Regions from separate parts of the Homo sapiens genome. Here all the other regions are linked to region 2. A link is a contact called in ENCODE Hi-C or POLR2A ChIA-PET data. All regions are on one chromosome and are shown on one strand. The core of a region is the stretch at or near the end of the contact, and the rest is flanking DNA. Distances in the headings are between cores, read along the strand shown.

What was found. Hi-C counts contacts between places; a loop is a spot of excess contacts on that map. ChIA-PET counts read pairs that join two places held with the same protein, here RNA polymerase II (POLR2A). Pooled maps may share reads with other maps.
Region 1: a loop to region 2 is called in a pooled map, with 4 times the contacts of the local background. The contact joins the enhancer-like site here to the promoter of STRIP1 in region 2. A Hi-C loop is called at or near these places in 1 of 168 maps with a recorded cell type or tissue (CD4-positive, alpha-beta memory T cell), 1 of 37 single-sample maps with no recorded cell type and 7 of 50 pooled maps. POLR2A ChIA-PET finds 5 or more read pairs at or near these places in 5 of 52 experiments (AG04449, CD8-positive, alpha-beta T cell, CD8-positive, alpha-beta memory T cell and 2 more).
Region 3: a loop to region 2 is called in a pooled map, with 3 times the contacts of the local background. The contact joins the enhancer-like site here to the promoter of STRIP1 in region 2. A Hi-C loop is called at or near these places in 1 of 37 single-sample maps with no recorded cell type and 2 of 50 pooled maps. POLR2A ChIA-PET finds 5 or more read pairs at or near these places in 2 of 52 experiments (K562 and endothelial cell of umbilical vein).

The regions. Positions count from the first base shown.
Region 1 is chr1:109,634,958-109,637,746 of GRCh38, forward strand. No RefSeq gene overlaps it. Among named protein-coding and RNA genes, the nearest start is that of AMPD2, 17 kb to the left of the region's middle. Within about 2 kb of position 1,379, at least 4 of the 41 ENCODE cell types and tissues checked have a DNase peak (open chromatin) inside an H3K27ac peak, as active enhancers do.
Region 2 is chr1:110,033,247-110,035,946 of GRCh38, forward strand. STRIP1 (striatin interacting protein 1) reads left to right here and starts at 1,378. Exons shown (of 21, transcript NM_033088.4): 1 at 1,378-1,571. The coding sequence starts at 1,392. It overlaps LOC105378895 (a long non-coding RNA gene), which reads right to left and starts at 2,193. Exons shown (of 3, transcript XR_947693.3): 1 at 2,163-2,193; 2 at 103-185. RefSeq lists an enhancer at 1,053-1,442 and silencers at 1,443-1,662, 1,903-1,972.
Region 3 is chr1:110,383,236-110,385,992 of GRCh38, forward strand. All of the region lies in intron 2 of SLC16A4 (solute carrier family 16 member 4), which reads right to left. Among named protein-coding and RNA genes, the nearest start is that of SLC16A4, 6.4 kb to the right of the region's middle. Within about 2 kb of position 1,401, at least 7 of the 41 ENCODE cell types and tissues checked have a DNase peak (open chromatin) inside an H3K27ac peak, as active enhancers do.

The DNA.
Region 1 (2,789 bases), core at 129-2,628, 400 kb before region 2:
CCGCATCTTCTTCCTGGTCAGGGGCCAGATCTCACATGGAATGGGGGGGTGAGGGGGAAGGAGGGTGGGTGGCAGAGGGAGTAAATAAAATAGGCAACCCAACCTGTCTCCTTCCAAGGTTTGGGACCTGTCCTGAGTGAAGTCGACCCTGGGGGACTGTCCCTCATCTGTCCCTAAAGCTCTCAGACTGGGAAGTATGAGGGCTGTGTGCCAGGCCACATCTCACATGCCCTGCACGGGGTCCCCTCTCCGTGTCCACTCCTGGGGGAGTGGAGGGGAGCAAGTGGGGAGCTATCTGGGCCCCCAGGCTGCGGTAGAGGATGGGTAAGGGTGTTTGGTTAGGGTGACAATAATCCTGATTTCTAAACCCTACATCAGAACATTTACCCTATCAAAGTATTGCCTCACTTATGAATGTATTCATATGAAATTCCAATAAAGGCTTAAGCCTTAACTCAGGTTTAATCCAATGTTTGAGAAATCACTATATTTTCAAAATGAGAGTGAAACTGCCCAAATTAGGATGCCCTGGGCAACCTGGGGTGGGTGGTTTCCGCAGCTGGGCCTGAAGCAGGCAGCCTGCAAGTCTAGAAATGGGGGCGATCTAAGTGCCTTGCTTTTGTGCGCATACCTGTCTTCTCCCGGCAGACCCTCAATGTCACCCCCACCCCCTGGCAACATGGGAGAGCTGAAAGAAAACCTCTGAGGGCTGCAAAATATGGAAAAAAAAAAAAGTTGAAATTGACAAATGTTTAATGAAATGCCTTCAGAAAGTAGCATGTCAACTTCAATATTTGTTAAGTCACATGCCATTATATTTGAAAACAATTTGTAAGTTGGATTTTTGACAAGAGTTCCAGAATATGCAATATGATTAAAGAGAAAGCATAGCCAATAGTAAATTAAATGAGTTACTCATAGTCAAGTAATTTCAAAAGCAAATTTATAAAAACCCCTTTAAAGCAAAGCAGTTATATTTAATGAGGGGGTGTGGGTGCATTTTAAATGCAAGTGAGTGTGGGGCCTCCAAGAATCAGATGCAGGGTCTATAAAGGACTTACTTAAAATGGCTCAGCCCCGCAGTCCCACTCTGGGCCAGGGGGGTTGGCTCAGATTTTGGTCTTGCCGTCACCTTCAACTCTCCTGCCTCCCTAAATAGTCTGGGCAGATTTGGAGCAGCTACTGCTGCCACTGGCATCTTCTCTGAATCTGTGCAACAGATATGCACAGCTGGAATTTCTGTCTCCCCTTTGCAGATGAGAGACTGACCTGGGTTTAAACCTGAGTGTTCTGTTTATTAGCTGGGCAAGTCAGCCCTCCTCCCTGACTTCCCAGGCCTGGAGGAGATATGCAAAGGGGAGTGGCTACCAATCCATTCCCACCAGGGTCCCAAGCTACTGCTGGGGTATGCTGGTGTGTCTACTACGCATTTGCCATGGTGGGGTAAAATACCTATGAGCACCTGGCATTGGGCTGAACTCTTTGTAAGTGTGAATGTACTTCCAGCTCCTAGAACTCTGCATGATATCTATCACCATATTCCCTCGCGTCAACAGGGAGAATGAGGTTCGGGAGGTTATGTAACTTATCCAGGATGACTCAGCTAATGAGTGCCAGAGCTGGGATTTGACCCCAGAACTGTCAGGCTGCAAAGTCTTTGTTCCTCCTACTCTATCATGGTCCCTGGGGTACGTGTCTGGTTGAGGGGGTCCCTCTAGGGGTGGGGTGCTCAGGGAAGGGACAGGGTCAGGCTCTGATGAGCAGAAGGATCAGTGCGGGTGAGTCTAGAGGCAGAAGGGTCATGGAGGAGGCTCCTGCCACATCCCGGGTGTGATTGACAAGGACCTGGCTGGTGGCAGTGTGGGTGGAGAGGAGCTTTTGTGGGGAGGCTGCTAAGACCAGTAGTTAAGACAGAGGTGGCAGAGGTGGCCACAGGATTGTGATTGGCTGGCACAGCCTGATATGAGATCGAGAATGTGAATGCTCTGAGGCGGCTATTAGCCTGACCCCTCCCGGTTACCTTATACCCATCCCAGTCCATACACTGCCAGAGAGGTACTGGGTTTGTGATCCCCGGGCTCTATCCCACGGCACAGCTGTCACTTATTAGCCATAAGATCCTGAAAATTTCTAGGAACTCTGAGCTTTAGTTCTCTGATCTATCAAATGAGGATATCGGGGTCCACGTGTATTGGTTTGCTATGGAGATTAAATGCTGTTTATAAGGCAGAGTTCAACGACAGGGGACTTGAACAACTATGGAGCTAGGTCAGAAACTCCACTGCGGGGACAGAGAAGGGTGGGCTAATTCCTTTTTGGAGAAAATAGCAATAATACCATGCTTGCTTTGTGCTTTATAATTTTCCACATTTGGTTTTTGCAACAGCCTTTTGAGTTGGTCAAGAGTGTGATTATTCCTCCCAGCAGCCTCAAATCCTTTTGGAACCAGGTGTGAGCTAAACAAAAGTTATAAAATGTTACAAGTCCATAATGGATAATGGTACTGAAAGTCAGAGAGTCCCATACTTTGCCTGGTCACAGGGATAGGAGGTGGAGAGTGGAGTGAGGACCTGGTGCTGGACTCCCAGCCCAGTGCTCTTATTTTGAGCTCCCTTTGGGACCTGCTGGAGATTTGAGTCAGAGCCTGGCCAGGGGGCTAATTGGGGGTGGGAGGATGGCTCCAGGTGACCGTGAAGCTGAGGTGGGGATGGCGAGGGTGGAACAGGGTGTGAGGCCTGGGCCTTGATGGGGTCACTAAGACTGGTTTTTTATTTATTTATTTATTTTTG
Region 2 (2,700 bases), core at 128-2,627:
CACCTTTTAACCTCTCAATTTTTGTTACTTCTGACAAAGATTCTCTTCTTTGGCCAAAACTCTAGTCAGGCTCCTGTGAGTCCTCTGCCTACTAGGACTAACCGTTTGGGCTTCCTTTCTGTCCTTGTTGAATCCAGTTTGTGCAGGGACTCTCCACTCTTGGCGTCTTAATCCATTTTTTGTTGCTATAACAGAATACAAAACACTGGGTAATTCATAAAGGAAAGAAAGTTATTTTTTGCAGTTCTGGAGTCTGGGGAGCCCAAAGTCGAGGGGTTGCATTTGGTGAGGGCTTTCTTAAACTGCATGGTAGAGAGCCTCTCACGGTGAGAAAGCAAGAGCATGTGTGCCAGCTCAGATCACTCTTCCTCTTCTTATAAAGCCACCAGTCCCATCACAGGGGCCCTACCCTGACGATTTTATCTAATCCTAATCACCCCCTCAAGGCTCCACCTCCAAATACCATCAACATATGAACTTTAGGATTGAGTTTCCAACGTATGGAATTTGGGGGACACAGTCAAACCATAGCACTCGGTATCTGACCACCCTCAACATCTTAGCACCCTGTCCTGCTTTCAGCAATAATCCTGTTAGGTCAGTTTAGCAAGAAACTTCTTATCCTTGATGTTTCTCTTAGTAGTTTTCCGTCCACTGACCCTCATCCTGCTCTTTGGTTATAAATCCCCACTATATCTTGTTGGAGTCAGAGTTGAGTCTAATTCCTCTTCTTCACTGCAAGATCTGGTTGTAGTGGTCCCTGTAACTATCACCATGGGCTCTCTTACATAAAGTCTGCCTTACCATCTTTAATTAGTGCCATGAACAAATTTTCCTTTAACACTTTTCAGCATTTATTTCTCTATATTTGTCTATTGTTTGTCTGACCCACCAAGCACTGTTATGTACCGTGACTGCAGACACTTGTTCCTCATTTTATCCCACTGCTTGGTGCACAGGAGACATTTATTAAATGTTTGTTGAATGAATGAATGACAAGCACTTGTCACAACGGTAACTCTGTGAAGACTAGGATCCTATCCATTTTGTTCATTACAAAATTCCGCCTAAGCCTTGAACAAGGCTATGAGTTATAAGTGCAAAGCGATTTAGAGGAAGGAGGGGTAACTAAACTGACTGAAGAAGCTAAGGGAAGCCTCACAGATAAAATTACATCTAAACTGAAACTGAAAGGAAGGTGGAAAACTAAAAAGATCAACAAGGGAAGGACTGCAGACAGAATATCGCGAGGTATTGGTCAGCCAAGATGGCTTCTAACACTGGCCGCCACACTTAATATGGCGGCCAGGGAAATTTCCTGGAGAAAATCACGCGAGAGTTGCATCACGGCGGCTGTGCGCGAGTTAAGCTGGGGGTGTGGAGCAGCCAAGATGGAGCCGGCAGTCGGCGGTCCGGGCCCACTGATCGTGAACAACAAACAGCCCCAGCCCCCGCCACCTCCGCCGCCGGCAGCCGCACAGCCACCACCCGGGGCACCGCGGGCCGCCGCGGGCCTCCTGCCTGGGGGCAAAGCCCGCGAGTTCAACCGCAACCAGCGCAAAGACTCAGAGGTCAGGAGCTTCGGGGGGCGAGGCTCGCACCGGGTCGGGCGGCGCCGGGGGTCCCGGGCCCGGGGCCACTCTAGGGGCCAGGTTGGGCTTCCCGGAGGGCTCGGTAGAGTCCGGCCGAGAACTGTCACTATACAGCGAAAGGAGCAGGAAGCGAGGCTGGCAGCTCCTGGGGTCTGGAGCATGAGTCCTTGCTCTAGCTCCGCCGCCCGGGAGAGCTTCCCGTGGCCGGCGACTGCTGGTTTGCTCCCCTGGGCCCCGACTGTGGGCGTGGCCTCGAGGCCCTAGCCCCTGGGGAAGCCGCTCTCGCCCCAGCTCGGGGGTGAGGAGTCGGGGGTCTTGGTGCACTCCAGGGCGCTGGGCTGCCGCGCCCCCAACCTAATCATCTCGGGCGTCTGTCCCTGGCACGCGGGCTCCAGCTCCTGGGTCCTGCCGCTCGCAGAGGAAGGCGCGTGTGGGCAGGGAAGGCGCCGGCGAGGATCTGGAAGGAACTTAGAGCCGGACCGAGCTAATTATCATTGAGAGTAGAGTAGGAGGGGGAAACATGTCCTGTTCTTCTGACCTGAGCCAGATCAGGCCATGGGTTAACAGTACCTGTGGTGGGCTATTGTGCCCAGTGCGCCTGATACTGAACTGTTAAAGATGAGAAATAGACATTTTAAGCATGCGTTAGGACCCAACATTCCTTCCTGTCTCGCTAGTGAGCCGTTCCTGCCGTTCTGGAGATGGCATAGTCTGGAACTGACTAGTAACCTCACCCCAAGTTAAGGAATTCCTCCCACTGCCTCCTTTTGCAGAATTCATGAATGAAGATACTCATGTCGCGGAGTTTTAGGGCTTCTTAATGAGCAGGTTCCCAGAGCACTTACTATGCCATCTCCTAGATTGATCAGCAGCCAAACTGATCAGCCAAGTTAATGAGAGGGAATTCCTAGTTGTCCAAGCATAATGTACCAATTCATACCAAAGAGCAATGATACTACCTTTAGACCTGTGGAATCAGTTCCTCAGAAGCTTTTATTTTTTGTTAGCAAGGCTAAACCCCTGAGAAAACATGTCAACAATTGGCAAGCCCGAAGTAGACGTAATTTGAGCTTGGAGTGAATTATTTGAAAAAAACAAAAACACTGAC
Region 3 (2,757 bases), core at 151-2,650, 350 kb after region 2:
ATAAACCACCCAGTGGGTTCATCTTGCCTGCTGCCTAGATACAGTTGATTTATCAAGACAGGAATTGCAATAGAGAAAGAGTTATTCCCACAGAGCCCATTGTGCAAGAGACTGGAGTTTATTAGACCAATCAGTTTCCCCGAGCTTTTGGGGATCAGAGTTTTTAAGGATAATTTGGTGGGTGGGAGGCCAGTGAGTTGGGAGTGCTGATTGGTTGGGTCAGAGATGAAATTCTATCAAAGCTGCCCTTTTGCGCTGAGTCACTTCTGGGTGGAAGGGTGGAGGGGGACCCACAACCAGATGAGCCAGTTTATTAATCTGGGTGGTGCCAGCTGATCCATCAAATGCAGGGCCTGCAAATTATCTCAAGCACTGATCTTAGGTTTCACAATAGTGATGTTATCCCCCGAGCAATTTGGGGAGGGTCAGTCTTGTGGCCTCCAGCTGTATGACTCCTAAACCATAATTTCTAATCTTATGGCTAATGTGTTAGTCCTACAAAGGCAATCTAGTCCCCAGGCAGGAAGGAAGTGTTTTTTTTTTTTTTTGGAAAGGGCTGTTAAAAGGAGGTTTTTTTTTTTTTTTTTTTTTTTTTTTGGAAACGGCTGTTAGTTTCTCTTTCAAAGTTAAGCTATCAACTAAGTTTCCCCCAAAGTTAGTTCAGCCTACGCATGGGAATGAACAAGGACAGCTTGGAAGTTAGAAGCAGGATGGATGGAGTTGGTTAGGTCAGATCTCTGTCACTGTAATAATTTTCTCAGTTATAACTGCAACAGCAGTTCCAAGATCAGGAAATTGAAGTTTAGAGAGGTAAAAAGTTGCTTAAAATAGGGGTACTGGAACTGAGATTTGAACCCAGATTAGACTGACTCTAGACCTGGCACTCTTTTACTGCCCTCAGTAGCATCTGTTAAAGACAGCTAATTCCAGTTACCTTTGTGGGAGAAAAGTGTTTGTCCAAAGAGGAATAATTATTCCTGTCAGTTCTTAGATTAGTTTTGATTTAACTCTGCTGCTGAGCTGAGTACCTTCCTTCACTAGATATATAAATAGGTTGACCATAAAATGTATCATCCAAATTGAGACACTCAAGAGTGAAAAGGGGTGCTTAATTTTGGATTAACTGGGATTTGTGGCCATCTTAAGGTTGGGCCAGGGGCCCCATCCTTTTCTTTCTGCCCCACCTAATCTTCCTTACCTGTACTCCACTAGAATTGCTGCTTTGGAGATGAGGTTTTCTTTCTGTGGAGTATTAACTTTTATTTCTCAGAATTCTAGTTAGCCGGGGGGCTGTTAAGTGCTATTCCTTCTTTCCGTTTTTAAGTAACAGTCATGCTTTATCCCACAGGGGTCTAGAGGGGAACCTAGCCAGGGTTTGCATTCACTCGTAAAGCCCAGGTGTACTCTCTGTCTCCAGGGGTTTCGTAGCGTTGGCTTTTCAAGGCCACTTCTGCTTTCAACCTGGCCATGCATTGCTTATGAACCACAAAACCAGCTGGGCATGGAGGCTCCTGCCTATAATCCTAGTACTTTGGGAGGCCGAGGTGGGTGGATCGCTTGAGCCCAGGAGTTCAAGACCAGCCTGGGCAACATGGCGAAACCCCGTCTCTACAAAAAGTACAAAAAATTAGCTGGGCGTAGTGGTATAACACCTGTAGTCCCAGCTACCTGGGAGGGTGAGGTGGGAGGAACACCTGAACCTGGGAGGTCGAGGGTACGGTGAGTTGTGATCACACTACTGCACTCCAGCCTGGGCGACAGTGAGACCTTGTCTCAAAATTAATAATAATAAAAGAACCACAAAGCCTTAGGTTCCCCTTCATTAATTCCACTTTCTCGGCCCGCCTGTTACAGTTCTGTACTCATCTCGCTTGATATCTGCTCCCTGGACAATCATTTACTCTCAAGGTTTTAATTACCACCTGCATACTTATGGTGGTGTAGCTGAACAGGGTTCTGCAATCAGTCTGCCTTAACTTGCATCCAGGCTGTTCTTCCTACTGGGGCGTGACCTTGGGCAAACAACTTCGCACGTCACATGGGTTAAGCTTCCGCTTTTATGATGGGGGAGGCGGCATTGGGGATGAAAATATTACCTAGCTCATAAGACTGTGAAGATTAATTGAGAAAATTCTGATAAAGTACTTAATATTTGGCACTTAACACTCAAACAATTAACTGTGGTTTCCATTCTGCTTTCCCAAGAGCTTCAGACTCCTAATTGTCTACCATATCTTTATAACTTCTGGTCAACTTGTCCAAACATAAACTCACATTTCCCTTATCCTATGCCTACTCTTTTCAGTTTTTTCTATTGGTACCATCCACCCATTCATTTGAGTGACAGATGTGCTTTCTCTTAGACACCTCCCTCCCTCAGCCCCTGCTTTTAAATAATGGTCAAGACCTGCCCCCTTCTTTTCACCCCATCACTACTGGCGATGCTCAGAAATTGCAAAAGTGGTAGTGGTGAGGAAGAAGTCTCTTAATATACTTTTTCCCATTCTGATTTGATAAAAGGAACAAAACTTATTTAGAATGAAGAGTGCTATAAACGCCAGGACTATATATTCAAAAGTTAAAAAGACATTTTATCAGGCCCCCATTGAGGCAATTTATAACCATAATTTTCCTCTAAGGCACTTCTGTCAGGCTAGAAATTAGGTTAGAAAATATACACAGATCTCAAATGACTTAGACTTTCTTCTCTCAGTTCATAATAATGTGATGATTGTGTCCTCTCATGAGCAAGGAATA